Linked DNA regions of Homo sapiens: region 1 is linked to region 2. A link is a loop called in an ENCODE intact Hi-C map of the cell type or tissue named here. Cell type or tissue: ascending aorta. All regions are shown on one strand. Each heading gives the region's core, and the rest is flanking DNA. Links, peaks and the distances in the headings are about the cores only. Region 1 overlaps BMPR1A (bone morphogenetic protein receptor type 1A). Region 2 overlaps BMPR1A (bone morphogenetic protein receptor type 1A).

Region 1 (15,657 bases), core at 5,843-8,342, 50 kb after region 2:
CTGTTTCCTAGGCTGGAGTGCAATGGCGTGATCATTGCTCACTGCAGCCTCAACCTCCTGGGCTCAAGCGATCCTCCCACCTCAGCCTCTGAAAGTGCTAGGATTACAGGGTTAGCCACCAGCACCCAGCCAAGAAATCCCATTCTAATGTATTAGTATGGTTTTATCTATTTTAGCAGTGTAAAATAAAGTCTTTGTGAATTATATATAGTATAATTGAATTGCCAAAATAAACATCCTTGCCCTCAAATTGCTTATGATATTGTTTCTGAAGCACAGACATAATCTTTTGACCTTTTAAGCAAAAAATTAATTTTTCATTTAACTTTTTTTGTTTGTGTGTGTGTGTGTGTGTGTGTGACAGGGTCTTGCCCTGTTGCCCAGGCTAGAGTATAGTGATGCAATGATGGTTTACTGCAGCCTCAACTTCCCAGGCTCAAGTGATCCTCCCACCTCAGCCTCCTGAGTAATTGGGACTGCAGGCACGTGCCACCATACTTGGCTAAATTAACATTTTTTTGTGGAAATATGGTCTTGCTATGTTGCCCACACTGGTCTTGAACTCACGGGCTGAAGTGATCCTCCTGCTTCAGTCACCCAAAGTACTGGGATTACAGGTGTGAGCCATCGTGCCTGGCCTTTCATTCAACTTGTAATTCACAATTTCCAGAAAAAAAGTTTTAAAATTACTGATGGAGGAAAGATCTTTGGGACTTGCTTGTAAATATGTTAATATTTGATCTTAATAAGCTCTGTCATACTAACACTGTTTATTAAACTTTGTGGTAGAATTACTACCCATAACTAAAGAATGAAATGCATATATTTGCAAATTGTTAAAAATTTATAAATCGATAGAAAAGTTGAATGAATAGTGAACACCCTTGTGTCTTTCACTAACTCAGTGGCTCACTTGCTAACGTTTGCCTCATTTGCTTTCTCTGTTTATAAAGACATATATACTTTTTTTATTCCCCTGAGCCATTTGAAAGTAAGCTGCAAACATCTTGACATTTAACTTCTAAACATTTTAGCACGTGTATCCTAAGAGCAAGGTTGTCTTCCTGAAGAGTTACATTATCATACTTAAGAGATATAGTATTAATACAATATTATCTAACATGTGATCCCTATTTAAATTTCATTTATTTTCTTCCCCAGAACAGTTCTTTATAGATGTTTTAATTTTTGATCCAGAAACCAAGGGAAAAAATATATCTATATCTATAGAGAGCTAAATAGATCTATATTTGATCCAGAAACCAATCAAGGAAACACACACACACACACACACACACACACACCCGCTTTTGGCTGTCATATTTCTTTAGTTTCCTTTACTTTAGGATAAGCCACTACCCCACCTCCATCTACCACCCGGCAGTGGTCTTTTATGAAATCTCATCATATTTTTCCTTTTCTTATATAAGCAGTCCCACAATTTGCTGGTTATATTTCATGCCTAGATTAAAATAAGAATATTTTGGAATGAATATACTATATAGATGGCATTAATTTTCCATTATATTACATTAGGAGAAGTAATTTTTTTTACATGTTTTTTTTCCGCTGTATAATAGTTTAGTATTTGTTTTAATATACTTCTGTTAAAGATTTGTGATACTGTGTCTTTAAATTTCAAAATAGAATTTTGTAATTTACTCTTAATTTTCTTAGTATGTTGTATTCCAAAATTATAGAAAGTGCTATAATAGACATTTATGTACATTACATAAAGTAATAGACATTTATGTAATGTGGGCATAGATTTAAATTTTTTTTAAATTGTTAAAATATTAACATTTAACCATGTCTGCTTTAGATAGGTTTAATCTTACAAGGATCTATCTACTTATCTTTCTATCTATTTATAATGTATATATCCATTTTAAATAATAATAACAATACATGAATAAATCTGGTCCAAACTTCTATCTTGAGAAATGTAACAGCAATTTTGAACTCCTTCATCCCTCAAGACAATTATTCCTCCCTTCCCAGAGGTAACCATCCTCCTAAATTTGATGTCATTCCCTTAGTTTTTTCTTAAGTTTTACCACATTTGTGTTGTCCCTTTAACATACTTTTTTTTTTAAGCTTTTCCTGTTTTTGAGCTTTATACATATGGAATTATTCTGTATATATTCTTCTTGGGCTTGATTTTTTTATTTATATTACAATTTTGAGATGTCATTTATGTTGACATTGTTAGCCGAAGTTCATTAATTTTTCACTATTTGATATAATATTCCAAATTACTGGAATATGGAATATTCTATGAATATACCACAGTCCATTTTACTGCTGCTTGACACCTCGGTTTCACCTAGTTTTTGGTATGGAAAAAATACTGCTTTAAATATTCTTTTGCGTGGCTCATGGTAGCTAAGTACAAAAGGTTCTCTAGGTTATATGCATAGACCTGGATTGTTGAGTCTTGGGTGTATACACCATCAGCTTTACTAGGTATGGCAGAATGTCTTCTTTTACACAGTTGTGGAATAAGCCAGATGAGTTCAAGAGGAGCAAGTTTGTGAGAGGATGGACAAGTGAGTTAGTGAGTTACATTTCATTTGTTTTGAGTTTTAGCCTATTTAGTTAGAAATGTTAAGTAGGCATTTGAGATGTGTTTACTTTTTTAGCTCCACCCATCTTTGTTTTTTCCTAGGTTGACTCATTCAGGTATGTCATCTCTCCCTTCTCCTTAAAGTGGCCTTTAAAGAAAAAAGTTGCAGGCCGGGCACGGTGGTTTACACCTATAATCCCAGCACTTTGGGAGGCCAAAGAGGGCGGATCACAAGATCAGGAGTTCAAGACCAGCTTGGCCAATATGGTGAAACCGCATTTCTACTAAAAATAAAAAAATTAGCCGAGCGTGGTGACACGTGCCTGTAATCCCAGCCACTTGGGAGGCTGAGGCAGGAGAATCACTGGACCTAGGGAGGTGGAGGTTGCAGTGAGCCGAAATCGTGCCACTGCACTCTACCCTGGGTGACAGAGTGAGACTCTGTCTCAAGGAAAAAATTGCAGTATCATGGTACAACAATTACTTGATCGTAATAGAAGATGTGTTCAGTTTTTATATCTTCAGTCTCAGGCCATCCGTCATATGCAGCCTTTTTGTTTTTATAGACCTTGAACCACAGAACTACATTAAGCTAGTTTGCTGTTTTCCAGGGATGACATAAAGGAGAAGTGGGTAGAGGGTGATGCTGTTATTAGCAAGTGTGCATTCCAGGTAGCGGTTCACAAAGGGGAAAAAACGTAAAGGAAAGACGGGTGCAAGCTAAAACAAATAAGCCAGTAAGTAAAAAACCACAACACTCTTTTGTGATTATTTAGATCTGAAACAAATAGCAGCATGTATTAATAGTCCCTGATGATTTCACTGTATTGTAGCATAACTCTGGTATTCATAATGTCAATTCTGAATTTCTTTATGTGTTGAGAGAGTGTAATCATGCTGATTTTAGCAGATCTGGTGAACCCTTAGCAATCTAGAATCACTCTCTGATAATTCCTGAATTAACAGTAGAAATTTAACTGTTTTATGTGGTGAAATTATTCTAGGAAGCTTGTTCCATGGGACATTTACCTATTAGCTAATAAAACAAATGGTCTATTGATAATTTCTCAAAAGCTCTGTATAAAAAAAAAATATATATACAATAATTTCTCTACTGGCCGAATTGGATTTACTTGGAAAAAGAAAGAGGGTGTTATCAAAAAATTTAAATGTCTTGTTAGGTTCGTAAGTTGTAGAACAAGAATGAGAATGTGCAAGTGTTTTTATGCTTCATTGTTGGGAAGGATAAATTGCAAAAGAACATAGAGCTGGGTGATTTTCTGGGGTTCAGTCTGTTGCGGGTGCCACAGATTGGCACTCCCCTCGGAATTGCCACACCTTCACGGAGCCAGAACAGGAGGGATACGGAGGGAAAGGGCCCTTTCCCAACTTCAGACTGAGCACCCAGAAGTTGACCTGGGACTGCTGTTTTGTTTCTAGGAAACTAGAAACCTTGGCAGAATTGAAATTTCGTAGTGATTTTTTCTTCTTTGCTCTCCAAAAAATAAACTTGTATGTACACACATATGTATATACACTCACACCTACATAAAAGAAAGATAATTTCAAAGAAATAATATATCTCGTATAGTCCTTGAACAGTTATTTTACTATTCAAAGTAGGTTCTTCAAAATTTTTAATTTGAAATAACTAGGTTTACAGGAAATTGCAAAAAATAGTAAGGAGAGGTCCCTTGTGCCTTTCACCTTTCCCTTAATGGTAACTTCTTACTACCCACAGCACAGCATTAAACTAGAAATTGACATTGGTACATTTTATGTGTTTAGTGCTGTGCTGTTTAAACATATATGTAGTTGATTTGTGAACCACTGTGGCATCAAGACACAAATGCTGCCACCACCAAGCTCTCCCTTGTGCTGCACACACCTGCCCCATGGCAGCCAGTAATCTGCTTTTCATCTCTATGATGTTGACATTTCGAGGATATTAATAAATGGAATCACATAGTATGTGACCTTTTAAAATTAGCTTATTTTCACTTGGCGCAATTCCTTGAGATCTATCCAAGTTGTGTGAATCAACAGTTCTTTCCTTTTTATTGCTGAATAGGATTCCATGGTTTGTTTAACCATTCACCTTTTGAAAGATAATCTCTTTCCCTAGTTTTTGGCTTTTAACAGTAAAGCAGCTGTGAACATTCATGTTCAGTTTTTTGTGTGGACATAAATTTTTATTTCTTTGGGAGAGGTGCTGTTAAAGAAAAAAAAATTATTCAGTGACACTTGTTAAAGCATGGGAAGGAAGACATTATTCAGGATCATCCCTGTAAGTGTAGGGACCACTACAATAGTGTCTTACAGTGGGTGGGGAGAGAGCGTGGCCTCAGTGCTGGATGTAGCATGGGGAAGTGGGAATTTGTAGCCAAGGAGCTGGTTGAGGGCCAGTGGATGGAAAATTCTCAAGAGGAAATGTCAGGTGTAAGGGGTTTCTGCCTAAACTGACCGTAACAGGATTCTTTCTTGCTGAAGACAGGCCAAGGTGATCAGACATCAGCTGGAGGGTGGCAGAAGAAGAAGAGGGTAATCAGACACCTTGACGGGAGGTTTGCTAATCTGGCTTAGCAGGGTTCTTTGCTAAAACAGGAATTTACAAGGAAGTACACAGATAGGCCTGGGAGAAAAGTTCAGGAGCCTGGCTCATTTGGTCAAGCAAAGAATCTTTGCCAGAGCCCAGGGGTGTGCAGTTGGTGGCTTACCTGTAAGTAGCTGTGCCATTTTACATGCTCACTGGCAGTGTATGAGAGATCCAGTTTCTTCACATTCGTGTCCACATTTGGTGTTGTCACTATTTTTTTATTTTAGCTGTGCCAGTAGGTGTGCAGCATAGTTTGGTTTGCGTTTCCCTGATGTCTAGTAATGTTGACCATATCTTTTCATGCGCGTATTTGCCGTCTATATATCCTCTTCAATAAAATGTCTTTATATTTCTTGCCCATTTTCTAGTTGAAATTTTTTTCAATTGTTGAGCTTTGAGATTTCTTTATATATCCTAGATGAGGCTTTTATCACATATATTGTTAGCAAATATATTTTCCTAGCCTGTACCTCATTTTTTTGCCTTCTTAAACAGGTCTTTTGTAGAGCAAACATTTTTAATTTTGTTGAAGTTCAGTTTATCGTGTTTTTTTTTCTTTCATGGATTGTATTTTTGGTGTCATTCCCCATTCCCCATTCCCCACTCTCCAGCCCCAGACGGCCACGAATCTACTCTCGGTCTCTGTGAAATTGCCTATTCTGAATATTTCCTATAAGTGGAATCATATGTCTGGCTTCTTTCACTTAGCATATATTCAGGCCTCATCCCTGTTGTATCATGAACCAGTTCTTTTTATGGCTTCGTTTATTTTTAAGGTTGAATAATGTTCCACTGCATGGATAAGACCACATTTTGTTTAGCCATTTGTCAGCTGATCGGCAATTAAGGTTGTTTTCACTTCTTCGTCTGCATCAGTACAGCTGCATGTGTACCCTTCAGCCCTGCACCTTCCTTATACACGATGCACAGATGTACGCATGCGAGTACTTGTGTGTACGGTTTTGTTTTCTTTTTTAAATAATGGAGGATTAACTTATTTTATAGTTTTTTTCTTCGATATTTGGGATGTCTTTTTATGTCTATATAAAAAGATATATCTCATTATTTTAAATGACTATGTAGTGTTTAATGTGACTGCTTAATTGATCCTATTCTAATAAACATTTAGATGACATTGGGTAACTTCTTGTTTTTCTTTTTTATATAACAGTGGCACCAGGCACAGTGGTTTATGCCTATAATCCCAGCACTCTGGGAAGCCAAGGCAGAAGGATCACTTGAGCCCAGGAATTTGAGACCTGCCTGGGCAACATAGAGAGACCTTATTTCTACAAACGAACAAACAAACAAAAAATTATCCAGGCTTGTTGGCACTTGCCTGTAGTCCCAGCTACTTTGGAGGCTGAGGTGGGAGGATCACTTGAGCCCAGTAGGTGGAGGCTACAGGGAATTAGGATTACACCACTGCACTCCAGCTTGGGTGACAGAGCAAGACCCTGTCTCAAATAAAAAAATAGTGACACTAATCATCCTTGTACAAGTGTCTTTTTTGGTGCATAGCTCATTTTACCTACTTTTGGATTTTTCTCTTCAATGCCATTTGTCATTAACTTATTTAGAAGTGTATTGATTACCTCCTATAGGCCAGGCACTGTACTGTGTATCAGACACTAGGGACACAAGCACTAGTAAAATGCTATGGCTATACTCAAGTTTTTTGTAAAGATGATATACCTATAAGTAGGTAATCATGGTTCACTGTGATAAGTGCACAATGTGTTATTACTAGAATCCTGTGGAACGAACTGTAGCAGAAGGTAAGGCAGGTTACGTTAAATAGATTGAAAACAGATTATAGCAGTCTGTGAATGCCCTTCTAATGAATTTGGACTTCATTTTGTACATAATTAGAAATCATTGAAAAAGGCCGGGCGCGGTGGCTCATACCTGTAATCCCAGCACTCTGGGAGGCCTAGGCGGTTGGATCACGAGGTCAGGAATTCGAGATGAGCCTGGCCAAGATGGTGAAACCCTGTCTCTACTAAAAATACAAAAGTTAGCTGAGTGTGATGGCACATGCCTGTAGTCCCAGCTACTTGGGAGGCTGAGGCAGGAGAATTGCTTGAACCCGGGAGGCAGAGGTTGTGGTGAGCTGAGTTCGTGCCATTGCACTCCAGCCTGGGCGACAAGAGCGAAACTCCGTCTAAAAAAAAAAAAAAAAAGAAATCATTGAAAAAATGTAGGCACACTTAAATTTTTTAACTTTAGTAAATTTTTGTGCTGTGACTGTTTTAGAACACTTTATCACCTCCCACAATCACTGCCTTCTACCTCCTCATCTAGGCAACCACTGCTTATTTTCTGTCTCTAAATTTGCTTTTCCTAAACATTTATGCGTTGGAAACATACAGTATGCAGTATTTTTACATTGGCTTCTTTCATCTAGCGTGTCTTTGAGGCTCATGTATGCTGTAATGTGTATCAGTATTTTGTGCCTTTTTACTGCCTAATGATATTCCATTCTGTGGTGATGACAATTTATGTGCTCAGCAATTGATGGATGTTTGGATTGTTTCCAGTTTTTGGTTATTATGAACAAAGCTGCTATGAACATCTGTAGATAAATCTTTGTGTGGGCACATATTTCTCTTGGGAAAAGGAAATTTTGGATCCTGTGATAAGTTTATATATAACTTTAAGAAATTAGGGCATGGTGGCTCACGCTTATAATCCCAGTGACTCGGGAGACTGAGGCGGGAGGATTGCTTGAGCTCAAGAGGTCAAGGCTGAAGTGAGCCATGATTGGGCTACTGCACTCTAGCCTGGACAACAGAGTGAGACCTCACCTCTAAAAGAACAAAGAAAAAAAATTTACAGACTATTCCTCAAAGTGACTGCATCATTTTACAGTCCTGTCAGCAATGTATGCGGGTTCCAGCTTCTCCAGATGCTCGACACTTGGTATTGTCTTTTGATTATGGCCATTTTAATGGCTGTATAGTGTATCTCATTGTAGTTTTAACTTGCATCTTCCTAATGACAGGGTGTTTATAATCTTTTCATGAAGCATAGTTATATTTTAGAGACATGAGTCCAATGAATAGAGGTAAGAATGGAGGTGAGCTACATGAAAGATGAGAGCCTACGTCAGACAATATGTGTAGAGATGGGGAGACATTTTAAAGATACGTGTATCAGAGCTAGAATGAGCAGCATTTAGTAACTCCTGAGTATAATAGATGAAGCAGAGGGAGGTGGGGCTTGTGATCCCAAGATTTTAAACTTCGGCAATTGGGCACTTTTTGGCTAACGGTGCTGCCATTAGCCAAAAAGTGACTGCCGGTACATAAACAGATTTTGTGCTGGTGGTTGATGGCTTTTATATTGATCTTATTCTCTTGATGTGCCACTGGAATAAACATTTAATAGAGTGTTTGGAAACATGTATCTAGTTCAAAAGAAGGATCTGGGCTGAGGTATAAATTTAGGGCAGTTTACATTGTGTAGGGAACAACTAAATTCATGGAAGTAAATGATGTATCTGTTCCTAAGTCACCCTATCTGCTGAGTTACTTGTGACAAATTGTTTAAACAGTAAAAGAATTTAATATGAAAAGATACACGTTAAGATGATTCTAGGATTAATTCATTCAGGCATGACAGCATCACCAAGGACCCAGGTTCTTTCTATCTTTTAATGCTGCTGCTGTTCTTGATCTGTTGGGTTGTCCTCATGGTCCAGTTCTTGTTTACACATTCAAACCCAGAATTGCATGCAAAAAGGCTGGGAGCATGTGTTTTTACCTGGGTCTTTTTTCATCAGCCAAGAAAACTTTTCCTAAAAGCTCCCTAGCAAACTTACTTTCTTGTCTTCTTGGCCAGAATTGCATTAGGAATGTGTTACCAGACTACCCACTGGCAAGGGGAATGGAAATTGTCACAGTTGGTTCAGACCAGAGCTTTCTAGCCCAAGTATTTTTTTCTGTTATCTCTTCTGGAAGAAGCCTTTTCCCCTTGCCTTTTGAGTCTCTTCTGTAGTTCAGGTAAGTTAGATTTTCTATGCAACCCAGTTTTGTATCATTGAGTTGTTACTATTCAATACTTCACAACAGCAAATACTTGCCAAAATCCTACACTGTGTCATGCTGGATTCTAGGATACAGAAATGAATAAGAAACTTGTAGTTTGACATAGATACAAGCTTAAACAGAAGAGTGCTATGATAGATTTGTACACTAAAGTTCTTTTGGACTATGGATTTAGTACAACTGTTTATATGTTTGGTTTTATGAGTAAAGGCATCTTGAGTTTCAAAATCAACCTTATATTCAATTTATAAATGAAGTTTTGGAAATTTAGAACGCAACCCATTCATGAGTTGACCCTCCCTTTCTAGTTAGGTGGTTACATGTTTATTATAGGGGTGCATGGTATACTATCCTAAAGTAACTGTTCATTTGAGTTATTTACAGCTAAAACCACATTATGTTTTTCTGGAGCATAATGTTTGTGTTTTCTAGTTATCGTACCAAAGTAAACAGTAATATCTTTAGCTTAAGAACCCAACTGAAATGTTTGTAAAATATAGATTGTTTTGTAATTTGGCTCTTTTTTTTTAATGGTCCTATGAATGCAACTATAGTGTTTGCAGTATTTGTACAGTGCATGGGGTGCTTTTTCTGGGTGCTGAGAAGGGAGGAGAAATGATAGGGAAGAGGGGATTTGGAGTAGCCGAAGGAAAAAATGTGCAATCAGTGTTGTTGATTCCACCGAATTCTAAGAATTCCATTACATCTTGATATCTGGTACAAGCTCAAAGTTAATCTTAAATTTTGGCTTAGGGCATGGCCGTACTTGCTGGCTACTTGGGAGGCTAAAGCAGGAGGATCCTTAGAGCCTGGAAGGTCAAGGCTGCTGTGAGCCATGACCGTGCCACTGCACTCCAGCCTGAGTGACAGAGTGAGACCCTGTCTTTAAAAAGAAAAAAAGAAAAAAAAAAAAAACAGAAAAAAAACAAACAAGTGTCCAGGAGTGGTGGCTCACGCCTGTAATCCTAGCACTTTGGGAGGCTGAGGCGGGCGGATCATGAGGTCAGGAGTTCAAGACCAGCCTGGCCAACATGGTGAAACCGCATCTCTACTAAAATACAAAAATTAGCTGGGCATGGTTAATCCCAGCTACTGGGGAGGCTGAGGCAGGAGAATGGCTTGAACCCAGGAGGCAGAGGTTGCAGTGAGCTGAGATCGTGCCACTGTACTCCAGCCTGGGTGACAAGCAAGACTCTGTATCAAAAAAAAAAAAAAAAAAAAAAAAAAAAAAAAAAAAAAAGGTGTTTTGGCCTAGATTGAGTAAAAGAATATTTACACTATTCTTTTCTGTAAAGCAAATCTTACTAATAATAGAAATCAGTGGGTGACATTCTGAAACCTTATAGATAACTGTTATGATATCCATAATCAGTGCTTGTCCTTGGATTCTGCATGGGTAGTGAGCTTTAAAGTATCTTGTTGGTTTAAGATTTAACCATTTTAATAATTTTGAAAACCAAGATGGATGCATACATTCTGATGACAAGAAAAGATGTTTTGTAAGGGAAATGTGGAATTAAAATGAACTTTTTGTGTTTGTTTGCAAATAATTATTAATGTTGAAGAAATTTTGATGTTAGCTCTGAGTTATGAATGTTAGAATATATTTAGAAATGTTTGATTTTCATTTTTCCATGTCATTAAGAAGCTTGCATATGTTTTTTAAAGAATTGCCTTCTTTTTAATGTGTTTTCTACAACTAATAGGCTTAGAAATTTCAGACACAAAATCTTTGAAAAAATGACTTGTACTTACTTAGCGTTTTGTTTTGACTAACACCCCTGGTGGTTGTTGAACCACAAGTTCATAGTGTTAAAAGCCTGTGGTAAATTACCCAGTAAGCTAAGTGATTAAAGTTGTTTGGAACATTTTGCTCATGTACATCTTATTTTTATGTGTATACATATTTATAGATCTGTGCTCATAGGACTATAGCACTATATTGCAAAGGTCCTAACCTTTATTCACACAACTTCCAGTGTGTACAATGTGACTTGCAGAGCTGTACTGTGGAGCATATCCTTTCCTGTGTCTTTTGTTTACCTCTGAGTAATGAAGTCAAATCTTACTTGATTTTCCTTGGCTGGTCTATTTTATTTTATTAAGTTCTGGGATACATGTGCGGGACTAGCTAGTCTTAAATTCAGTCTTTAGGAAACGTTTTCTGGGCTGGGCACAGTGGCTCATGCCTGTAATCTAAGCACTTTGGGAGGCCGAGGCAGGCGGATCACTTGAGGTCAGGAGTTCGAAATCAGGCTGGCCGACATGACGAGACCCTGTCTCTACAAAAAATATAAAAATTAACCTGGCATGGTAGTGTTCGCCTGTAGTCCCAGCTACTCAGGAGGCTGAGGTGGGAGGATTCCTTAAGCCCAGGAATTCGAGACCAGCCTGGGCAACACGGCAAAACCCCATGTCTACAAAAAATATAAAAATTAGCTGGGCATGGTTGTATGTACCTGTAGTCCCAGCTACTCGGGAGGCTGAGGCCGGAGGATTATTTGAGCCCAGGAGGTGGAGGCTGCAGTGAGCTGTGATTGTGCCACTATACGCCAGCCTGGGTAATGGAGCCAGAGCCTGTCTCAAAAAAGAAAAAGAAGAAAAGGTTTTCTGAAGTTTATGTTAAGTGTTTGTACATGTGGGAAAACAGGGAAGAACAGATCATCTGGGGTTTTGGACTTTTGAAGATGGGATGTTTGAAAGCTCTTTTGGTTATGTTATTCGCTATTTTTTAAACTTTAGATTTAGCCTGAAGCCTAAAACTTTTAGCCAAGGAAACAATGTTTTAGTAAATGGTGCTGTAATAAACAATAGTTGGTAAGTAGTTTACATGTTAATTTTATAATGATACATTGGAAATATCTGGCAGAATTAGAATCAGGCTGTGTGTGTGTGTGTCTGTGTGTGTGTGTGTGTGTGTGTGTGTAATCAGGCTGGTCTCGAACTCCTGACCTCAAGTGATCCACCCACCTCAGCCTCCCAAAGTGCTGGGATTACAGGCATGAGCCACTGCACCTGGCCAGGCCATATATTTTTGAAACAGACACTTTGATGGACTGTTTTTACTTTTATGGGGATAAATTCATTTGAACTTTGTTTAATACAGTGATTGCCTGCTCTCTCTCCCACACCCTTAGGGAAGAATGGTGTAGTTGGCAAAGAATGGCTTTGGAGGAAAATCTCTTTATGCCATTTCTAAAATGGAAATAGTGCATTTCTTTTCTTGATTAGTAAAAGGGAAATTAAAGATTATGAGCATCTCAGAAGAACACTGAACACCAACTCTTTATTTTTGCCTTCCCTCATTTCTCTGAGCGACAGCCTGAGAGTTTTATAGTCATATGAGGACTCTGAAAAATGTTAGAGACCTGGCTAAGTTGTAGGTAACTAGTGCATTGAGAAGACTGAAAGGCTCCTGAATGCAGACAAAGCATTACTAATTGCATTCAGGGTCAGGCTGTCTTTAGCCGGACCATGAAAGATACAGCAGCCTGTCTGCTGAGCGGAGACTCTTGTCTTTAAGAAAGACTGCTACCTGATATGCTAGACCGTTTCAGGTTGCCCTAGTTTACATGAATTTAGTCATTATCGCCAAGACTGCTAAACCTCAGTGTGATACTTCTAAATGGACTTGAAGACAAGGTATTTGACCTTGCAATGGGGCATAGGCAACGTTCATACAGTTTTTAAAACACGAAACAGAATACTTTGCTATTTGAAGTTTCCGTTAAAAGATTGAATGATTTTTAAGATCGCAAAGTAAACAGCAGACATACCTTTAGAAATTTTTTTATGACTTGAACCCAGGAGGCGGAAGTTGCAGTGATCCGAGATGGCACTACTGCACTCCAGCCTGGGCGACAGAGCAAGACCTTGTCTCAAAAATAATAATAATAATAATTTAAGCTTTAATAGTTCTATCTTTTAGATTTATGAATGCTTGCCCCTTAAAGGGTAAGGTGTTAATAGCAGTACTAATATACGGTAGTTTAGACCTATTCCACAGGCATAGACCAACCAGTGCAATTAATTCTTCAACCTCACAAGTCCTAATGTTCTAGGTAGAAGTGTGGCTGAAATTAAAACTGGTTATTAGACTTTGTAATACAAAAGTAGAAAAAAGTGATATTAGCTAGGTGGTCCAATATATTTTTGTCTAAGTAGGAATCTGAATATTGTAGAATTGTACATTTCGGTGCTGCTTCTAGCTATTCCTGTTCTTTTTTTTTTTTCAAATTGAGATGAGTTTTTTTTTTTTCCATCAAAGCTTAAGATAACATAGGAATTTTATATGGAAGTACTGTTCCCACAGAACTAACTTTACAAATGTAAAGCTTGGGCAGAGGTTGAGGAAAATGGTAAAGTGATAGATTTCGTAAAAACTGTAGAAATTTTCATTGACTTTACTTTGAAAATGTATAGTTGTACATGCGAAACGCTTCTAGTATTGCTTCTAGATGTATTATTCTGACAAAGTTCCCTAAGTCTTAAATAAGTTCTTTTTTTTTCTAAACAGACTTATGAAAATATGCATCAGTTTAATACTGTCTTGGAATTCATGAGATGGAAGCATAGGTCAAAGCTGTTTGGAGAAAATCAGAAGTACAGTTTTATCTAGCCACATCTTGGAGGTAAGGAAAAGAACATAATTTAGAATAATATGAAATTTCTCATTTTTTAATAGTTGAAAATAATCCTTCTACACTGCAACTTTATTTGAGCCTTCTTCAGTTTCTTTGTAACACCACAACTTTATAGTAGCTTCTTTAGTTTCCTTAATCATCTTCCTGACGAGTTCATAAGTAATTCTAATATATATTCCTCATAAATGTTGAACCTCTTCAGGAGTGAAAGGTATTTATTTCTTACTAATCACTTTCATAAATCTCCTTTTAGAAGATAAGCATTAAATGGTTTATATGTTTATTTCTTCCCCCTAAGTTTGCAAAGCAGAGTTCAGCATGCAAGATTAGGCCAGGTGTGCCTGTAATCCCAGCACTTTGGGAGGCTGAGGCAGGTGGGTCACATGAGGCCAGGAGTTCGAGACCAGCCTGGCCAACATGGCGAAATCTCGTCTCTACTAAAAATGCAGAAATTAGCTGAGCATGATGGCCTAAGCCTGTGATCCCAGCCACCTGGGAGGCTGAGGCATGAGAATTGCTTGAACCCAGAATGCAGAGGTTGTAGTGAGCTGAGATCATGCCGCTGTACTCCATTCTGGGCAACAGAGTGAGACTCTGTCTCAAAAAAAAAAAAAAAAAAAAAGATTATATTGAAAAATGAATGTTTATGTTATTCTGAAATTTTTACGCTTTTTAGAATTCAGAATTTTTTTTTTTTTTAAGACAGGATCTTGCTTTGTCACCCAGGCTGGACTGCAGTGAGCATAGTTTCAACTCCCTGGGCTCAAGCGATCCTTCTGCCTCAGTCTCCCACATAGCTGGGACTACAGGCACACATCACCATGCCCAGCTAATTTATTTTTTGTAGAAACAGGGTCTCATTATCCCTCTGTGTTGCTCAGGCTGGTCTTGAACCCCTGGACTCAAGTGATCCTCCCACCTCAACCTCCCAAAGTGCTGGGATTACAGGCATGAGCTACCAGACCCAGCCCAGGATAAGATTTTTTAACATGTTAGAATAATAGATCTTTGGAAATAGAATTTAAAGAGGTAGGAGCTGCCATCATGCCAGAAATAGGAGGAAAGAAGCCATCCTAAGACAGTATGTACAGGAAAATCAGGCTTACTGTTTTAAAATCCATTTAGAGACTAATGATCAGGTAAAAGGTTTGAATTATGTGGGGAATCTACATTTTAAGAAATAGATAGAATGTATGGTTTTATGAAGTGGTCTACGCTTACACTTCTGGAAGTGGCAGGCTTTGCTTGCTGCTACTGTTAATACTTGCAGCATTCACTCGCCCTTCTCCTGCCCCTGCCAAACCGCTGGATTAGATCTTCTAAAAAATAACGTAACTCTCGAATTCTTTTGTTAGGTTTCATATTGTTTGATTGGTAGAGTTGTGATCGTTTTTTTCTTTCTCAGTTCTTTTGGTTTCTATGATTGTGTGCTCTTCTGATTCTACTTATTTAATTACTCCTTGACCTTTTTTCCTTCCCCTCCTACTCTTAAATAATAATGACCTTCCCCAAGGTTTTATCTTAGAAATTATCCTGTTTTTTTCTTATGTCTTTCCTAGTCTCATGATTTCCGCAATTATCTCTAAAATGATCTCTCTCAACTTCCTATCTCAGTTGTGGCATTTTCTCTAAGCTTCAGGCCCATATTTTCATCTGTTTACAGATGGCTCAGCTTAGTGCCTCAGACTTCCCATTATCTAGCACATCATTCATCATGAGCTCTGCACCCGCTATTTCTCCTTCTGTTAATGGACCTCTTTGTCACCCAGGCTCAGAGTCTCAGTGCTGTTTCGGATTCCTCAT
Region 2 (15,657 bases), core at 4,702-7,201:
CTTTGAGTTGCCTGCAGCAAGTAGTTTGATGAGAATATCTGATTTGTTTTTATTACAAAGTCACAGGTGTTGCTAATACTACTGTGTATCCTGCCTACTCTCATAAGTAAAGAAAAATTCAAAGTTCGGTTAGTGAAAATAAAAATGTAATCTTTTTCACATCTAAGGTTATGAACCTCTTGAATTTTGTGAGGCCATGGGCTTCTGAATAAGAACTTCTGCAGTTGAAACTTGGTTCACACTGGAGGACACTGATTGTTTTTTGTAGTCCACTCAAGCAGTGGAATTTTCTGTTGCAGACCCCCTTTCCTTGGGCCTGGAGGGGTTATCCTTTACCCCCTTTGCTACTTCCAGATCACTCTCCCTCCCACCTTCCTTAACATCAAATAGAAAACATGATATTCAATCTCATGATACATCTTGTAGTTTTCCATGGAACCTTGACTGACTTCCTTCTCATTTAATGAAGATTTTGTCTTATATGGCTCATTTTCTCTAGTACTTCTTTATTCTAGTTCTTGATCTCAACATCCAGGTGGGAGACTCTTCCACTACCTTCCTGGCCTCTTAATATCTTGACTTCCTGCAAAGTTTCCACCCTACCTCAGCTATCATGGTCATACCCCAGTTCTGTTATACAATAATAACAAAAAATTATAACCCCTTCCATAATTTCAGTTCTACCCTGATCATCACTTCCCACTTTACTGGCTCATGCCTTCTAGTGCCAACAATTCTTTTATCTCACTGAGACTTAGAACCCATTGACCCTATTATCTTTGCACTGTTCCTCACCATACTCTCTCCTTATGTCCTTACCCTTCTCTTTATTCAGTTTAATTTCTGTTGTTGGTCATGATTGTTCAGTTGCAAATATTCTCAGTACACTTGCCCTCACTTGCTTCATTGCTTAATAGAGAAACCCCAGTTTCTCTATTAAGAACCGCAGTTGGTTAAATCCAACTGTGCCTACTCTACACTTGTACTTTTTAAAAATGTGGTTTAGAAAAATGGATATCAACTGGGCACGGTGGCTCATGCCTGTAATCCCAGCACTTTGGGAAGGCCCAGACAGGAGGATTACTTGAACCCAGGAGTTTGAGATCGGAGTGGACAACATAGTGAAACACTGTGTCTGCAAAAAAATTAAAAAGTTATTTGGGCATGGTGGCATATGCCCGTAGTTCCAGCTACTTGGGAGGCTAAAGTGGGAGGATCACTTGAGCCTGATGAGGTTTAGGTTGCAGTGAGCTGTCATTGCACCACTGTACTCCAGTGGGTGACTGAGCCTGACCCTGTCTCAAAAGAAAAAAAAAAGAACATGTATTTACCCTCTTAACAATTATTAAGTATACATCACAGTGTTACAATATTGTTCATTATTTTATACAACAGATCTCTAGAACTTTTTTTTTGTTCTCTGCAGTTACAAGCTTTTAAAAATTTTATTTTTAGGCCAGGCGCAGTGGCTCATGCCTGTAATCCCAGCACTTTGGAAGGCTGAGGCAGGTGGATCACCTGAGGTTGGGAGTTTGAGACCAGGCTGACCAACATGGAGAAACCCCGTCTCTACTAAAAATACAAAATTAGCCAGGCATGGTGGTGCATGCATGTAATCTCATCTACCGGGGATGCTGAGGCAGGAGAATTGCTTGAACCCAGGAGGCAGAGGTTGCAGTGAGTCAAGATGGTGCCATTGCACTCCAGCCTGGGTAACAAGAGCGAAACTCAAAAAAAAAAAAAAAATTAAATTGACAAATGTACGTATTTAGGGGGTACATAATGTTGACATAAATGTACATATTTATGGGGTATGTAGTGATGTTTTGATACATATAATGCATGACAGGCTTGTCCAACTCATGGCTCATGGGCTACATGTGGCCCAGGATAGCTTCGAATACAGACCAACACAAATTCCTAAACTTTCTTAAAACATGAGATTTTTTTTGCAATTTTTTTTTTTGGTAGCTCATCAGCTATCATTAGTGGATTTTCTTGTTGTTGTTTTATTTAATTTTTTTATTTAAAAAATACATAATTTTTAATAGAAATGGGGTCTCACCATGTTGTCCAGGCCATTCCCAAACTCCTGAGCTCAAGCAGTCTGCTTGCCTTGGCCTCCCAAAGTGCTGGATTACAGATGTGAGCCACCGTGCCTGCCCTGCCGCTAGTGTATTTTATGTGTGGTCCAAGACAATTTTTCTTCTTCCATCGTGGCCCAGGGAAGCCAAAAGATTGGATACCCCTACTGTACAGTGATCAGATCAGGATAATTAGCATATCCATCATCTTAAACATTTATAATTTCTTTTTGTTCGGAACGTTTGATATTCTCCTTCTAGCTATTTGAAACTGTATATTATTGTTCACTATAGCCTTCCTACCGTAGGATAAAGGATAAAGTACTAGAATTTATTCCTCCTGTCTTGCTGTAATTTTGTATCCTTTAACAAATTTCTCCCTGTCCCTCCCTTTCCTCTACCCTTCCTATCCTCTGTTCTGTGTTTTACTTATAAGTTTTTTAGTTTCCACATGAGTGAGAACATGTGGTGATTAACTTTCTGTTCCTGGCTTATTTCATTTAATATAATGTCTTCCAGTTCCATCCATATTGCTGTGAATGAGTGGATTTTATTTATGTATTTTCTTTTTTTTTTTTTTTTTTTAAGTAGAGATGGGGTTTCACCATGTTGGCCAGTCTGATCTTGAACTCCTGACTTCAAGTGATCCATTCCTCTCAGCCTGCCAAAGGGCTGGGATTACAGGCATCAGTCACCATACTCAGCCCAGATTTTATTTTTTATGACTGAGGAGTATTCCACTGTGTATGTATACCATATTTTCTTTATCCATTCCTCTGTTATTAGATGTCCCGTTTGTCTAACCCATATCTAGGCTGTTTGAATAGCAGTAAACATGGGGATGCAGATGTGCCTTCAACAGAATGATTTCCTTTCCTCTGGATAAATTCCTAGTAGTGGAATGCTGGATCATATGGTAATTCTGTTTGTAGTTATTTGAGGAAACTCTGTACTGTTCTGTCTTGTGGCTGTACTAGTTTGTATTCCCACCAATAAAGTGTAAGTGTTCCCTTTTCTCCTGTCCTTGTCAGCACTTGTTACTTTTTAAATTGAATTGTTTATCTTTTTCCCCGTTTGCCCATTTGCCCATTTTTAATTGGATTGTTTATCTTTTTCCTGTTGAGATGTTTGAGTTACTTGTATATTCTGGATATTGGCCATTCTTTTTGATAATAGCCGTTTTAACTGGGGTTAGAGTTGTGGTTTTGATTTGCATTTCCCTGATGATTAGTGCTGTTGAGCTTTATTTATTTATTTAGACAGAATCTTGCTCTGTTGCCCAGGCTGGAATGCTGTGGCCTGATCACTGTCCACTCTAAGCTCAACCTCCTGGGCTTAGGCAATCCTCCTACCTCAACTTCCTGAGTAGCTGGGACTACAGATGTGTGCCAATGGGCCCAGCTAATTTTTAAGAGTTTTTTGGAGAGATTGGGTCTCGCTATGTTGCCCAGGCTTGTCTCAAATTCCTGGCCTTCAGCGATCTTTCAGCATCAGCCTCCCAAAGTGCTGGGACTACAGGTGTGAGCCACCATGCTCTGCCCTTCTTTGTTTTTGTTTTGTGAAAGAGACAGGATCTCCTTGTCACCCAGGCCAGAATGCAGTAGTGCGATCCTAACTCATTATAACCTTGAACTCCTGGCCTCAAGGTATCCTCCCACCTTGGCCTCCCGAACGCTGGGATTACAGGCATGAGCCCCTGGTAATAGCACCTGGCCTATTTCATTTGTTTTTTGGCCATTTTTCTTCTTTTGAGAAATGTGTCTGTTCAGATCATTTGCCCATTTTTTAATTGGATTTGTTTTGCTGTTGAGATGTTTGAGTTACTTGTATATTCTGTATATTAATCCCCTGTTGGATGAGTAGTTTGCAAATATTTTCTCACTTTCTGTAGCTCGTCTCTTCATGATGTTAATGGGTTCTTTTGCTGTGCAGTAGCTTTTTAGTTTAATATAATCCCATTTGTTTATTTTTGCTTTTGATGCCTGTGTTTTTGAGGTTTTACCCATAAAATATTTTCCCAGACCAGTGTCCTAAAATGTTTCCCCTATGTTTTCTTACAGTGGTTTTTATCATTTCAAATCTTTTTTTTTTGAGACGGAGTCTTGCTCTGTCGCTCAGGCTGGAGTGCAGTGGCACGATCTCGGCTCACTGCAACCTCCGCCTCCCAGGTTCAAGCAATTCTCCTGCCTCAGCCTCCCGAGTAGCTGGGATTACAGGCGTGCACCACCACGCCCGGCTAATTTTTGTATTTTTAGTGGAGACGGGGTTTCACCATGTTGGTCAGGCTGGTCTCGAGTTCCTGACCTCATGATCCTCCTGCCTCCGCCTCCCAAAGTGCTGGGATTACAGGCGTGAGCGTGAGCCACCACGCCTGGCTAAGGATTTATAATAGATTTAAAGCATTCTGATGGGCAAAGAACCAGGGAAAGGAAAGTCAAAGGCAGTACTGTCCAATATGACATGTAATTTTAAACTTTCTAGTTGCCACATTAAAAAAGTAAAAATAATCGTGTGAAATCAGTTTTGTTTTTTCAATTGAGACAAGGTCTCACCACGTTGCCCAGGCTGGTCTCAAGCTACTTGGGCTCAAGCAATCCTCCCACAGTGCTGGGATTACAGGTGTGAGCCACCGTGCCTGGCCAAAATCAGTTTTAATATATTTCTTTAATCTAATATATCCCTAACAGTATCACCATGTTGGTCAAGCTGGTCTCGAACTCTTGACCTGGTGATCCGCCCGCCTTGGCCTCGCAAAGTACTGGGATTACAGGCGTGAGACACCATGCCCGGCTCTCATTTCGAATCTTACACTTAGGTCTTTGATTTCTTTTGAGTTGATTTTTGTATAGGGTGAGTGTTGGGCGTCTGCTTTTATTCTTCTGCATATGGATATCCATTTTTCCCAGCACCATTTATTGAAGAGACTGTCTTTTTCCCAATGAGTGTTTTTGGCACTTTTGTGAGAAATCCGCTGGCTGTAGATAGGTAGATTAATTTCTGGGTTCTCTGTTTTGTTCCATTAGTGTATGTATCTGTTTTTAATGCTGCACCATGCTGTTTTGGTTACTACAGCCTTGTAGTATATTTTCAGGTGTTGTATTGTGATACCTCCAACTTTTTGCTCAGGGTTGCTTTGGTTATTCGGGGGCTTTTGTGGTTCTGTACAAATTTTAGGATTTGTTTTTCCGTGAAGAATGTCATTGGTATTTTGATAGGGATTGCATTGGATCTGTAGATTGCTTTGTGTAGTATTTCTGGCACTTTCTCATCTTGCCTGACTGAAACTCTGTACTTTAGAGCAACTCCCTATTTCCCTCTCCCTTCAGCTCCTGGCAACCACCAGTCTACCATTTTACTTTCTGTCTCTATGAGTTTGATTATTTAAGATACCTCATGTAAGTGGAATTATGCAGTACTTGTTGTTTTATGATTGGCGTATTTCACTTAGCATAAAGTCCCCATGGTTCATCCATTTTGTAGCATATGACAGGATTTCTTTTTTTTTTTTTTTTTTTTTTTGAGATGGAGTCTCACTCTGTCACCCAGGCAGGCTGGAGTGCAGTGGCGCGATCTGGGCTCACTGCAACCCCCGCCTCCCAGGTTCAAGTGATTCTTCTGCCTCAGCCTCCTAAGTAGCTGGGATTACAGGCATGAGCCACCACGCCTAATTTTTGTATTTTTGGTAGAGACGGGGTTTCACTACGTTGGTCAGCCTGGTCTTGAACTCCTGACCTCAGGTGATCCTCCCGCCTCGGCCTCCCAAAGTGCTGGGATTACAGGTGTGAGCCATCATGCCAGGTCCAGGATTTCTTTAGGGCTGAATAATATCCAGTTGTGTATATGTACCACATTTGTTGATCCATTTATCTGTTGAGAGACACAAGTTAATTACACGTTTTGGCTATTGTAGTGAATAGTGCTGCAGTGGACAAGAGTATGTAAATATCTCTTCGAGATCCTGTTTTCAATTTTTTTAGATATATACTGAGAAGTGGGATTTCTGGATCATCTGGTATTCCATTTTAAATTTTTTGAGGAACGTCCATACTGTTTTTCATAGTGATTGTACTGTTTTATAGTCCCACCAACAATGCACAGGAGTTCTAATTCCTCCACATCCTTGCCAACACTTGGTTTTCTGTTTTTTTGTTTTTTGTTTTTTTTTGATAGAGGTAATTTTAACTGGTGTGAGGTGATACCTCAGTGTGATTTGATGTGAGTTTTGCCGATGATTAGTGATGTTGAGTAGCTTTTCATATTTTTTTTGGCCATTTATGTATCTTCTTTGTAAAAATGTCTATTCAAGTCCTTAGCTCATTTTAAAGTTGTGTTATTTGTGGTTTTTGTTTTGTTACTGAGTTGTAGGAGTTTTTTTTTTATTCTGGATATTAAACCCCTATCCAATACATGATTTGCAAATATTTTCTCTCATTCTGTAGGTTGCCTTTTCACTCTTCCTTGGTTTCATTCTGGTTTTGGTTGATTGCTTGCCTTGCTGCACAGAAGTTTGTAAGTTTGATGTAATTCTGTGTCTATTTTTGCCTTTGTTGCCTGTGCTTTTTGTTTTGCAGCCAAGAAATCATTGCCAAATTCAGTATCATGAAGCTTCTCTATGTTTCCTTCTAGTTTTATGGTTTCAGGTCTTATGTTTAGGTCTTTAATCAATTTTTAGTTATTTTTTATTTATGGTTTAAGATAAGGATCCATCTTCATTCTGTTGCATGTGGACATCCAGTTTTTCCAGCACTATTTGTTGAAGAGATTATTCTTTCCCCATTGCGTAGTCTTGGCTCATCATTTGACCACATACACAGGGGTTTATATCTGGGCTGTCTGTTCTGTTCCATTGGTTTACATGTCTGTATGCTAGTACTATTTTGATCACTGTAGCTTTGTAACAAGTTTTGAAATCAGAAAGTGTGAAGCCTACAGTTTTGTTCTTAATCAAGGTTGTTTTGGCTATTTGGGGTCCTTTGAGATTACTTACTGATTTCAGGATGGCTTTTTCTCATTTTGCAAAAAATGACACTGAAATTTGATAGAGATTGCATTGAATCAGTAGATTACTTTGGATAGTATGTACATTTTAACAATATAAGGTCTTCCAGTCCTTGAACATGAGATGTCTTTCCCATTTGTGTGTTTAATTTTTTCCTCAGTTTTTTGTCATTTTTAGTGTACAAGTCTTTTGCCTCCTTGACGTTTATTTTTAAGTATTTTATTTTAGTTTTACTTTATTTTTTTAGAAACGGGATCTCGTTCTGTCACCCAGGTTGGAGTGCAGTGGCGTGATCATGGCTCACTGCCACCTCCCACTGCTGGGCTCAAGAGATCCTCCTGCCTCAGCCTTCCGCGTAGCTGGGACTACAGGCCTGCATCACCATGACCAGCTAACTTTTAAATTTTTTGTACAGATGGGGTCTTGCCATCTTGCCCAAGCTGGTCTCGAAGTGCTGGAATTACAGGTGTGAGCCACTGTGCTGGCCTTATTCTTAAGTATTATTCATTTTGATGTTATTATAAATGGAGTTATTTTCTTAATTTCCTTTTTGTGTTGTTTATTGTTAATGTATAGAAATGCAACTTATTTTTGTGTGTTGACTTTGTATCCTCCTGCTTTGCTTAGTTTATTATAATAGTTCTAACAGTTTTTTTGTGAAACCCTTAGGGTTTTTCATGTATAAAATCATGTCTTCTGTGAATGGAGATAATTTTACTTCTTCCTTTCCAATTTGGATGCCTTTTTTTCTTGCCTCCTTTTTCTGATTGTACTGTGTTGAGTAGAAGTGGTGAGAGTGGACTTCCTAGTCTTGTTCCTGATCTTAGAGGGAAAGCTTTCAGTTTTTCACCATTGTAATGTTTGCTGTGGACTTTTTATGTATGGTCTTTATTATGTTCAGGTAATTTCCTTCTATTCCTTCCTAGTTTGTTGAGTGTTTTTATCATGAAAGGTGTTGAATTTTGTCAGATGCTTTTTCTGCACCAGTTCAGATTGTTACATGATTTTTGTCCTTCATTCGGTTAATGTGGTGTATTACATTTACTGATTTTTGTGTGTTGAGCCATCCTTGCATCCTAGGAATAAGGCTCCCTCAGTCATCGTGTATGATTTTAATATGCCTTTGAATTTGGTTTGGTAACATTTTTTGAGAATATGTGCATCAAAGTTTAGAAGTGTTTCTTCAGTTTTTTTGGTGAGACTTTGAGGAGGTTTGGTATTAATTTTTCTCTAAACGTTTGGTAGAATTCCCCAGTGAAGCTATCTGGTCCTGGGCTTTTTTTGTTGTTGGGAAGTTTTTAAAATTACTGAGTCAGTTTCCTTACTAGTTATAGGTTTGTTAAGATTTTCTGTTTCTTCGTGATTCAGTCCTGGCAGGTTGTGTGTTTCTAATAATTCATCCATTTCTTCTAGGTTGTCTAAATTGTTGGCATGTGATCGTTCATAGTAGTCTCTTATCCTTTTCATTTCTGTGGCATTTGTTGTAATGTCCCCTCTTTCATTTCTGATTTTAATTATTTGAGTCTTGTTTTTTTTTCTTAAATCTGGCTAAGGATTTGTCAATTTTATTGATCTTATTTAAGATCTTTTTAAATGTAGGCATTTACTGCTATAAACTTCCCTCTTAGCACGGCTTTTCTGTATCCCTTAAGTTTTGGAATGTTCTGTTTTCTTCTTCATTTGTCTCAAGATGTTTTCTAAACTGCCTTGTGATTTCTTCTTTGAGTCATTAGTTTTTCAAAAGTGTGTTAAATATTTGTGAATTTTTTAGTTTTCCTACTGCTTTTGATTTCCCATTGTGGTCAGAAAAGATACTTGCTATGATTTCAGTCTTCTTAAATTTGCTAAGACTTGTTCTGTGGCCTAACATGTGATCTGTCTTGGAGAATGTTGCATGTGTACTTGAGAAAATGTGTATTCAGCTAGTGTTGGGTGTAGTGTTTTTTTGTTTGTTTGTTTTTGAGATGGAGTTTCCGCTCTTGTTGCCCAGGCTGCAGTGCAGTGGTGGGAACTCAGCCCACCGCAATCTGCGCCTCCTGGGTTCAAGTGATTCTCCTGCCTCACCTTCCCGAGTAGCTGGGATTATAGGCATGTGCCACCACATCTAGCTAATTTTGTATTTTTAGTAGAGACAGGGTTTCTCCAATTTGGTCAGGCTGGTCCCGAACTCCTGACCTCAGGTGATCTGCCCACTTGGCCTCCCAAAGCTGGGATTATAGGCGTGAGCCACTGCGCCCGGCCGGGTATAGTGTTCTTTATGTGTCCGTTAGTTCCAGTTACTCTCCAGTGTTCAAATTCTGTGTCTCCTCATTGATCCGCTCTCCGGTGGTTCTGTCCATTATTGAAAGTGGGGATACTGAAATCTCCTGCTGTTACTGGGTTACTGTCTGTTTTTTCTTTCAATTCTGTCAGTGTTTGCCTTGTTATATTTGGGTGCTCTGGTTCTGCACTTGCACCTTTACAGCTGCGCTTGGCTGGAGAATTAACTTGGCTGATTGGCCTTACCACTAATTACCACTAAGTTCAGGAGAGTCCTTAAAACTGCACAGCAGTAGTTCCTAGTTCATTTATTCTCCCAGTGTGACCTAAATGATCATTTAGACCTGCTCCTTCTCAATCCTTCAACGTCACTTTCACCGTCTTTAGCACACAACTTTGCTTTTCATTTTGTTGAGAAAACAGATACCACAAGAAAAATATCTGCAAAGCTCCTGCCACTACTGCCTGTGTCTGTGCTTCATGTATTCTCACATCCCTCAATTATTACGGAATGAACTGACCATGCTTCTAGCCAGGGCCAAAACCTGCACTGTGCTCACTCAGCCCTTGCCTCTACACTCTGCAGGGTCATTCTCCTCCACAACAACATACTGTTGTTTCTCTCATCTTAAAACACAACAAAACTTCTCTGAACTCCATTTTTCCTTCTAACCGTTGTTCATTTCCCACCCCGACCCCTTTTTTCCCTAAAAGAAGTATCTGCACTTTGTTTCCAATTTTTCTCCTCCTGATATTTCAGGAGGCTTTCCCTCCCAGCACCCTGTTTCTTGCACTGCTCTTGCGAGGTCAGCTCTGACCCTACCTTTCTCATCCTTGAATTATTTGACCTAGTAACAGTATTTGACACTGGTGATTACTTATTTCCTGCTCGTTGAAACACTTTGTTCACTTGGCTTCCAGGATAGCATACAAAGAAATTCCCCATCTCAGTCTTTTGTCACAGAGTCCCTCCAGGGCTCAGTCCTTAGACCTCTGTTTTAACTATGCTCATTTCCTTGTTGATCTTATTTGACCCACTGGCTTTGAAACCCTCTTTGTTTTAAAGTTTGACGGAAGTCCAAATTTTAAATCTCCAGCCTGAGCCGCTTCTTTGAAATGCAGACTTATGTTCCACCTGGATGTCTAATAGGCAAATGAAATGCAGCTTTCTCTAAAGGGAACTTATTCTTCCTCCAGTAACTTAATGGGCCATGCTTAGAATGGCTCTTTTTGTCCAAGAAAATTCAAAACCAAAACCAAATCTATTTTCTTCTGCTTTAACATCAGTCTACAGATTATTTTTGGTCTAAAGCATGAGATAGGGCTTTTTATTTATTTTTAATCAGGCGGCTAGCTAGTTTCTTAACAGTATTGAATAATATATTTTTAATTGTTTGAATTGTCATCTTTATTGTTCTGAGAATAATATCAAGGATTTAAGTGAAATTGCCATCTAATGTTTGCATTATAGATTTCATGCCCCTTTAAAACATGTGTTATATCAATTGAGAGCACACTCTTATAAAGTACAATCAATGATAATCAATGGATTTTTTAAAAAAGAACTAAATAAGTTGCATAAGAGCACAGAAACAAACTTTAAATTTAGCATTTAATAGACCAGGAACAACACACCAGTAAAGAAAGGGGTCACTAATTACTGTTTGGATACTTGGATTTTAGTTTGAAAAATAAGTAAAATTTACATAGTAAAAAGCAATAAAGTAAATTTAACACGGAAAGTAACAATGGAGTATGAAATATATGACCAAACTAATGGAAGTTTCTGTCTAAAATAAAAGATCTATTTGTAGGGTAAGTAATTAGATTGGGAGTAAAAGGCAGAAATAGTAAAATCATCACATGCACAAATGCTGTCTGTATTTAATCCCAGTTAAAGACATGGGAAATAAGATAACCCTAAGGCTATAATGCTCACCTATTAAACTGACAGAAGTATGTAATATGAGGAAATAGCATGTCTTGTTTGGTCAGTGTATTAGTCGATTCTCACATTGATACAAAGAAATACCAAAGACTGGGTAGTTTATAAAGAAAAGAGAATTAATGGACTCACAGTAATGCAGGCTATACAGGAGGCATGGCTGGAGAGGCCTCAGGAAACTTACAATCATGGCAGAAGGGGAAGAGGAAGCAGGCCTATCTTCACATGACAGCAGGAGAGACAGCAAAGAGGGGAATGCCACATGCTTCCAGATCTCTTGAGAACTCACTATCATGAGTACAGCAAGGGGGAAATCTGCCCCCCCCCATAATCCAATCATCTCCCAGCAGGCCCCACCTCTAACACTCAGGATCACAGTTCAACATGAGATTTGGGTGGGAACACAGAGCCAAGCCATGTCAGTCAGTATCATAAATTGGTTCAACCATAGAGGAAGAGAATTTGACTAAATACATATTTTAGGGAAAAGGGAAGTACTGTGGGCTCAGCGGTTTGATCTTAAAATTTCTATGCAGTGATGGCATACTATATTCCTAATCTAACTAGGGTTTGTTTCAAGGGAATTAGGGATAAGGTGAGTAAGCTAGTAAACCCAAGGCAAAATTTCTTAATGCTTTTTAAAATTTAAAAAAGAGGCCCATTCCGTTAGAGCATACATTGAATCAAATGTTTCATGTAAAACAGGATGGAAATGAACTTTTCTATTTGGCTAAGTGGTGTAGGCAGAAAAACCTATAGGCTTTCTCTTTTCATCAACTTCATGCTGAGTCCTGTCTCATTTTATTATTTACACAATTGAAATATAAAAAATTGTTCCCAAATGATGCCCCCCATACCCTAAGTTTAGGGGGCAGTAGTGTAAAGCAGTGTCCAGACATTGGTCTTAGGGCTGGAGTGGAAACAGACTCCTAGAGGTGCACAAGCACATGGATAATTTTACCTGAATCAATTTCCAAATCCTAAACTTTAAATGTCTCTTTTTTGAAGCATTTCTTCCTTTGAACCAGTGTTCAAGCGGTTCTTCCCTTTTTATTTTTTGATGTGGAGTTTGGCTCTTGTCACCCAGGTTGGAGTTGCAATAGTGTGATCTCGGCTCACTGTAACCTCCGCCTCCTGGGTTCACGCGACTCTCCTGCTTCAGCCTCCTGAGTAGCTGGGATTACAGGTGCCTGCACCATGCCCGGCTTATTTTTGTATTTTTAGTAGAGATAGGGTTTCATCATATTGGCCAGGCTGGTCTCGAACTCCTGACCTTAGGCGATTCACCCACCTCAGTCTCCCAAAGTGCTGGGATTACAGTTGTGAGCCACTGCGCCCAGTTCTGTTTTCAAATTCCTTTCCACCATGGCTTTTTCCATTATTAAAAAAAATGGCATAACTCTTCCTCTGACCCTTCTCTTACCATGATGCACTTGCCTTGTAGTGGGAAAACCTCAGGGATGAAAAGGGTGTCAGGACAATTCTAAGACACCAATGGAATAGTGCTGGAAGAATTAGATATTCAGTTGCAAAAGAATGCAATTAGACCTTTACCTCATACCATAAACAAAAATCAACTCAAAATGAATCAAAAACCTAAATGTAAGAGCTAAAACCATAAAAATCTTAGAAGAAAACATAGGTATAAATCTTGGTGACCTTGGATTAGGCAGTGATTTCTTCAATATGACAACAAAGCACAAGCAATCAGAAAAAAGTAGATAAATTAAACTTTATCAAAATTAAAAACCTGTGTGCATAAAAGGACGCTGTCGAGTGAGAAAACAAGCCATAGAATGGGAGAAAATACTGTAAAATATATTTGATAAGCAGCTTGTGTCTAGAATACATAAAGAACACATAACTGGCTGGGCGCCGTGGCTCACACCTGTAATTCCAGCACTTTGGGAGACTGAGGTGGGCGGATCACTTGAGGTCAGGAGTTCGAGACCAGCCTGGCCAACATGGTGAAACGCCATCTCTGCTAGAAATACAAAAATTAGCTGGGTGTGATGGTGGGCACCTATAATCCCAGCTGCTTGGGAGGCTGAGGTAGGAGAATTGCTTGAACCTGGAAGGCAGAGGTTGCAGTGAGCCAAAATCATGCCACTGCACTCCATCCTGGGTGACAGAGTGAAAACTCTGTCTTAGAAAAAAAAAACAAACAAACACGTAACTAACTTAGAAAACCAAAAATCTAATTTAAAAACAGGCAAAGGATTCAGATAGACATTACTCCAAAGAAGATGTACAAATGGCTACATAAGCTCATGAAAATAATGTCGTTAGTCATTAGAAATATAAATCAAAGGCTGGGCACGGTGGCTCACGCCTGTAATCCTAGCACTTTGGGAGGCCGAGGAGGGCAGATCATGAGGTCAGGAGATCGAGACCATCCTGGCTAACACAGCGAAACCCCGTCTCCACTAAAAATACAAAAAATTAGCCGGGCGTGGTGGCAGGTTCCTGTAGTCCCAGCTACTCAAGAGGCTGAAGCAGGAGAATGGCGTGAACCCAGGAGGCAGAGCTTGCAGTGAGCCGAGATCTTGCCACTGCCACTGCACTCCAGCCTGGACGACAGAGCGAGACTCTGTCTCCAAAAAAAAAAAAAAAAAAAAAAAAAAATATATATATATATATATATATATATATATATATATATATATATATATCAAAACCACAATGAGATTCTGCTTCTTACCCACTAGGATGTCTATAATCAAAAAGATAGATAATAACAAATGCTGGTAAGGATATGGAGAAATGGGAACCTCCAGACACTATTTGTGGGAATATAAAATCGTGCAGCTGGTCTGGAAACAGATTAGCAGTTCCTCAAAAAGCTAAATGTTGAGTTTCCATATGATCCAGCAGTTCCACTCCTAGATATATATCCAAAAGCATTAAAAACATGTTCACACAAAAATTTGTGCATGAAAGTTTACAGCAGCATTATTCATAATAGGAGGAAACAACCCAAATGTCCAACCGATAAATAGATAAACAAAATGTGGTCTGTCTAGGCAATGGAATATTACTCACCCATGAAAAGAAATGAAGTACTCACTCATTTTACAACATAGATGAATTTTGAAAACATTAATGCAGGTTGAAAGAAGTCAGTCACAAAATATCGTATGTTGTATTATTCTTATTTTTATGAAAGGTCCGGAAAAGGTAAGTCCACAGAGAAAGTAGATTAGTGATAAAAATGTACTGGAATTAGTGTTGATGGTTGCACAACTTTGTGAATATGCCGATAGCTACTGAACTGCACACTTTAAAAGAGTGAATTTTATTATACGTCAATTATATCTCCAAAGAATGGAATAAAGCCTCAGGGGCCCCCAAAGTGGTGATTCCAAATATTGGTTTTAGTGTTAAGAAAATGAATGGCCATAGCCTTTGGAGAACAAATCCTTTCATGGTTTTTCAGTTTTCCACTTCTAACAAAATTGAAGGATCAATTCCAATATTTACAAATAATAAATGTGTTAGCTACTAAATCATTTAAAATATTTCTGGTGGAAAACAACTATGTAATTTTCAACAGATAACTCAGAAGAAATTTTAAAAGTCATGTGACCCAACTGACAGAATTCCTTTTATTTCCATCACCTGTTTATATGAGCAAGCCTTCTCAGTGCTTGCTTTTTTTTTTTTTTTGAGACAAAGTCTCGCTCTGTTTCCCAGGCTGGAGTGCAGTGGTGCGATCTCGGCTCACTGCAAGCTCCGCCTCCTGGGTTCAAGCAATTCTTCTGCCTCAGCCTCTTGAGTAGCTGGGACTACAGGCACGTGCCACCATGCCTGGCTAATTTTTTGTATTTTTAGTAGAGACGGGGTTTCACCATGTTGGCCAGGCTGGTCTCAATCTCCTCACCTCGTGATGTCCCCGCCTCGGCCTCCCAAAGTGCTGGGATTACAGGCGTGAGCCACCGCACCCAGCCCTCAGTGCTTTCTTGAAACACACGCACAGAAAAGTAGAAATTCACTAAGTGATGTCTGATTTTAGCAATAATTATTCAAAGAGATACATGAACTAATGAAGAAAAAAAAAAAGCCCTGTCCATCTCATTAAGAGACGTACATTTCCAGTAATTTTTCTTTCCTTCTTTACTTCCTTCCTCCCTCCCTCCCTCCCTCCCTCCCTTCCTTCCTTCCTTCCTTCCCTCCCTCCCTCCCTCTTGCTCTGTTGCCCAGGCTGGAGTGCAGTGGTGCACTATTTTGGCTCACTGCAACCTCTGCCCCTGGGTTCAAGCATTTCTCCCATGTCAGCCTTCCCGAGTAGCTGGGACTACAGATGTGTGCCACCATGCCTGGCTTTTTTTTTTTTGCTAGAGATGGGGGTTTCACCACGTTGGCCAGGCTGG

The links. Hi-C counts contacts between places; a loop is a spot of excess contacts. Peaks named below come from ENCODE experiments on the same cell type or tissue, not always from the same donor. Only the 100,000 strongest peaks of a DNase experiment are listed, where the experiment ranks them.
Region 1: a loop joins it to region 2, with 2.1 times the contacts of the local background. A loop is called at or near these places in 5 of 110 quality-filtered maps.

Annotation. Positions count from the first base shown.
Region 1 is chr10:86,825,138-86,840,794 of GRCh38, forward strand. It overlaps BMPR1A (bone morphogenetic protein receptor type 1A), which reads left to right. Exons shown (of 13, transcript NM_004329.3): 2 at 13,728-13,842. Among named protein-coding and RNA genes, the nearest start is that of BMPR1A, 76 kb to the left of the region's middle. RefSeq lists an enhancer at 12,327-12,919. In ascending aorta, for the core only: no CTCF peak of the experiment used is centred there; no DNase peak of the experiment used is centred there; H3K27ac peaks cover 217 bases.
Region 2 is chr10:86,776,278-86,791,934 of GRCh38, forward strand. All of the region lies in intron 1 of BMPR1A (bone morphogenetic protein receptor type 1A), which reads left to right. Among named protein-coding and RNA genes, the nearest start is that of BMPR1A, 27 kb to the left of the region's middle. In ascending aorta, for the core only: no CTCF peak of the experiment used is centred there; no DNase peak of the experiment used is centred there; H3K27ac peaks cover 429 bases.